2 separate regions of the Homo sapiens genome follow, and region 2 is linked to region 1. The links are chromatin loops, found by intact Hi-C in ENCODE. Cell type or tissue: heart right ventricle. All regions are shown on one strand.

What was found. Hi-C counts contacts between places; a loop is a spot of excess contacts. Peaks named below come from ENCODE experiments on the same cell type or tissue, not always from the same donor. Only the 100,000 strongest peaks of a DNase experiment are listed, where the experiment ranks them.
Region 2: it touches region 1 in a loop (3-fold over the local background); 30 of 110 quality-filtered maps call a loop at or near these places.

Annotation. Positions count from the first base shown.
Region 1 is chrX:15,497,040-15,499,539 of GRCh38, reverse strand. No RefSeq gene overlaps it. Among named protein-coding and RNA genes, the nearest start is that of BMX, 2.5 kb to the left of the region's middle. In heart right ventricle, a CTCF peak has its summit at 1,483 (motif pointing left); a DNase peak (open chromatin) is centred at 1,459.
Region 2 is chrX:15,663,537-15,666,036 of GRCh38, reverse strand. It overlaps CLTRN (collectrin, amino acid transport regulator), which reads left to right and starts at 1,232. Exons shown (of 6, transcript NM_020665.6): 1 at 1,232-1,319; 2 at 1,642-1,700. The coding sequence starts at 1,262. In heart right ventricle, no CTCF peak of the experiment used is centred here; no DNase peak of the experiment used is centred here.

The DNA of each region.
Region 1 (2,500 bases):
CATGGCGATTTGTATTTACTTCACAACTTATATATGGTAATATGGCAAAAGTTCGATTCTAGAATAAAAAGTAAACTTAGGGTAGGGGAAGGAGGAGTTGGTGATATGGTTTGGCTGTGTCCTCACCCAAATCTCATCTTGAATTGTAGTTCCCATAATCCCCACATGTTGTGGGAGGGACCTAGTGGGAGGTAATTGAATCACGGGAGTGGATGTTTTTACCGTGCTGTCCTCATGACAGTGAATAAGTCTCACCAGATCTGATGGTTTTATAAAGGGCAGTTCCCCTGCACACGCACTCTTGCTTGCCACCAGGTAAGACATGCCTTTGTTCCTCTTTCACCTTCCACCATGATTGTGAGGCCTCCCCAGTCATATGGAACTGTGAGTCCATTAAACCTCTTTTCCTTTATAAATTACCCAGTCTTGAGTATTTCTTCATAGCAGTATGAAAATGGACTAATACAGTCGGTATAACTGTGGAAACACCTGGGCACAATCTCTTGGGATTTCCATCCCTTCTTGGGGGCATAAAACACCCAAGGACAGCTGGGAGGAGTGGTTTCCTCTAAGGCAAAATGTCACAGATTTATTTACTTTATTCTATTCATTCACTTCCTCTGCTACTTCTCCTGTTTCTTTGGCTCTGTATTTTCCATGAGTTTAGTTACATCCTAACTTTTGGCAATCTGCTATTACGATAATATGACTTCATTTACTCAAATTATACTCTGCATTGTCATCTTTACTCAGTTAGAATTTTAGGAATTTTCTCCTAAGCTTGTTCATGCAAGCCTTTAGCAGGCCACAGCTAAAGGGACATGGCATGGGATAATTTGACTTCATGATGTGAACAAGCCTGTTTACTTGTGCTTACATTTTTAAAATAAAAAAGAACCTGGTAGAATCCATTGTCAGAGAGAGAGAGAGAGAAAGGGGGAAGGAGAGAGAGAGAGAGAGAGGGAGAGAGAGAGAGAGAGAGAGAGAGAGAGAGAGAGAGAGAGGAAGAAAGAAAATGAGATAATCAGAGTCCTTCTGGCTTGTGGCTGACCTGTATTTTTCTCTCACTTTAGAAAATTCACTTGACTCATGGCTTTAAACACCATCTATATGCTTATGACAGCCAGGACCTCTTCCCTGAATTCCAAACTTATGTTTGACTGTCAACTTGTCCATCTGTACTTGGGATATCTGATATATATGTCAAAACTTGTCCAAAGCTGACCTCCTGATTCACACCCACCCCCCCACCCCCAAAACTAGTTTTTCCTACAGTCTTCCTCTTCTCAGCTAATAGGAACTCTCCCCCTCCAGTTGCTCTGGCTAAAGAATATGGAGTCATCCTTAATTTTTACCCTTCTCTTGCACCAAACGTTCAATCCTTCATGAAATAAGGTTAGCACTAGCCGCAAATGTACCCCCGTTTGGCCACTTTTCAATACCTCTACTGCCACCTACTGGTCTGAGTTGCCACCACCCCCAGGGGGAATATTGTACTAGTCTCCTGACTGTTCTCCTTCTTCCACTCTTGCCCCTGCAGTCTATTCTCCACTGAGTGGCCAGAGTGATTCTTTAAATGTAAGTCACATCTTAGCACTTCTCCAGTCTGAACTCTTCGCTTGTCCCCCCTGTTCTGGTCCCCTAGGACTGTCTCTAACATCATCACATGATTATTCTACTTCATCTTACCACTCCTGAAACTGGCATCTTTTCTACTCCTCCAATATTCTGAGCAACATCTGCTCCAGGGCCATTGCATTGGCAGTATCCTCTGCTTGGCAAACTGTCCCAGATATCTGACTGGCTCGTGTCCTCATTTCCAGGTTCTGCTTCTAATGGCATCTTCCTAATAGCCCTACGCAGACCACCCTGTTTAATATCACAGCCTCACCCTCCACCCAGCACTCCAATCTCCCTTACTCTGCTCTGTGTTTTCTTTCTTCTACAGGACTCATCACCTTATAGCATAATACATAATTTAATTATTTATTACCTTTATTATTTGTCTCTCCTCACTAAAGAGTAAGACCACAAGGGCTCCAACAGCTTATCTCTGCAGTTTGAACTTTGTTCATGGGTATCTCTTCTTTGGGGACGTCACTCCATTACCTCCTGCATGTATTCCTTCTGGTGCTAAAATAATCTGCTTGTAAGTTGGGATCAGATGTGAATTATTCACACTTACTAGAATTGAAGATTAACATGTCACCTCTCCTAAGGGTGCTTGCATATCAAACCTCAGGTTCAGTGCCGGAACAAACTGCCCTGTTTTTAATGAAAGGAAATGGGTGAGTAGGAGGTGGAGGTAGACACAAAAATGTTTGTTGTTTCCTTTTGTTATCAGCCATGTCCTGTCCTGTCACCCATGAAACCTTTACATAGACTGTTGGCATTTTGTCAATCTTACTCCTGTTTTTCTAGTCGGAGGTAAGTATTTGTGGTCTACATGGAGTTGGCGAACTATGAGCCCCATGAGTTTTTGTGAATAAAATTTATTGGA
Region 2 (2,500 bases), 170 kb before region 1:
ACTCAATGTTTAGCTCCCACTTATCAGTGAGACTGTGGTATTTGATCAATTCCAATTTTGACCAATGGTGACCAGAGACACAGAGCAGTTGGGTGTGGTGGAGACAGGGTTCAAGTGTAAGTCAACCTAGCTGGTAAAGTGACACCCATCCCACTCATCCCATTGCTGCCAATGACTTCAACGCTGGAGCCTCAGTTCCCTCCCGTATGAGATGATGATAACAATTGTGAAGTGTCTGAGGATCAGAGAAATAACCCAGTGAAGGTACTTCAGAGTGGGTAACTTTTAATTACTGTTGTATTGCTGTACTGACCAATGTAGTCAGTAGCCACATGTGCCTACTTAAATTAAATTAAACAAAAATTCCATTTCTCAGCTACACTAGCTCCATTTCCAGTGCTCAATGGCCTCCTACCTGTAGTAGCTGCCATATTGGATAGTACAGACACAGAACATTCCCATCGCCACAGAATGTCCCTTGGACAGTGCTGCTCTGTATCATTAACTTTGATTTAATTCAAGTGCCAGACCTCAGGGCTGAACACAATCATTCCCTATGTGTGAATGTGCAGGCACCTGTGCAGTTTTGTTGTATAGGTAAATTGTGTGTCACTGGAGTTTGGTGTACAGATTATTTTGTCACCCAGATAATAAGCATAGTATTCGATAGGTAGTTTTTCGATCCTCTCTCTCCTCCCACCCTCTAACCTTAAGTAGGTAAGAGGAAGCTCCGAAGCTCTCCTGGGATGTTCACCCGCTGTGGTGAGAGTCAGGTGAGGCCCTTCACGGAGGGCACCCTTTGTTTACCAGAGAGAAGGGAGTCACGTTTGTTTCCTGAATGAAGATAGCCTATCTAAGAACCAGGTATCTCAGCCTCGAAAAGGTGGGAAGTGCATGTCAAGGAAACCTCTAGACAGGACTCAATTCTTCCCATCATACACGTAACCAGAGAATCGCAGAAGGGGTCGGGGAGGATTCCAACTTTGAGTCAGCAAAGAAGACATTCTTTTGAGGTAGAGTCAGAGTAGGGAAAACAACTAATCTGTTTTCCAAACAGGTTTTCATAAATAACTGACAGGAGATGGGCTGTTTTTATGGAAGTATTAACCCAAATGATGGGTGTTAATCATTAAACCTTTTTGGTGGTGGCTCGCTTGTTTCTCTGATATTCTAATCCGGGTCACAGAATGGCTAAGGCAGATTTAAGTGCAGCGTGGATTTTTTTTTTCTCACTTTGCCTTGTGTTTTCCACCCTGAAAGAATGTTGTGGCTGCTCTTTTTTCTGGTGACTGCCATTCATGCTGAACTCTGTCAACCAGGTATGTAGCCTTGAAATTTAAAAATAGATGAACAGTTTTCTACATGTTTGACAAGTCATCGACTGAAAGAACTCTTTATTTTTCTAAATCTGCAGACATGTTGTGGCTTGAAAGTTGGGGCAGTGAGTGTTTAATGAGTTTGAAAGAAAATATTAAACCATCTAAGATGATTTAGGTTAAACTTCCAGGAGTATTTGGGGCTGTTTAATTGTAGTTCTTTGTTCCATTAGTTTGAGTTGCATTACATATTAGGATTTTTCAGACTCTGTTTTGGCAGATCCTAATCATCATATACTGCTCTTTCTTTTTTCTTTTCTGGCAGGTGCAGAAAATGCTTTTAAAGTGAGACTTAGTATCAGAACAGCTCTGGGAGATAAAGCAGTAAGTGGAGCACCTGAGTGTTCTTTTTAAATTTTGTTTGCTAATAACACTGTGCTTTCTCTAATAATGGGCCTGTCTGCATAGTTACCTTAATCTTGAATAAATTATTTCTAAAGACCTCAAATCTGATTTCTTAAAGATAGATTATAGAATAATATGAATTTTTAATAAAGTAGGTTTGCCTAAAGTATTTAATCAGTAGTGTATGCTAGGCAACATGTGAAGTTTTGTGCCACACAAAACAACTTAAAAAACCAGCATCTCAACTCGGGATAGTGAAGCCAAGTGGCCTGAGTCAGTCGTTCAGGTCTGGACTGGGTCTACTCCTCACCGTTGTGGTCATTTGAATTTTGTTAGCCTCGATTTTCTACCATTGAAAATAAGGGATAGTTCTACCCACATAAAGTCTTTCATAGCACAAAAAATTTCCAATTTGAACCTGAAGTTTCTTCAATTATTCTCAATTATCAAAGTAACATATGAAATATATGCTTATGAAATAGAAGTTTAAAAAATAGTCATAGGGCCCATGTGGCTATAGGAATGGTAAAGATCATTGAATTAAAAAGACAGTATTGTCTAATTCTAGTTTCAGTTTCCTAGTGTGGTCTGCAAAATTTTTTCCCCAATAGAAGGTGACGTTAAGATGCCTTAGGCATAGAAACAGAAAAAAGAGTGCTAAAGAAACTTAGAGGTATTCTGTTTGCAGGCCAGTTCATCAATTTGGTATTTTATTATTGACTCAATGAGTAATGATTGTTATAACAGCCAGCATTTATTGAGAACTTATCTTACTTTCT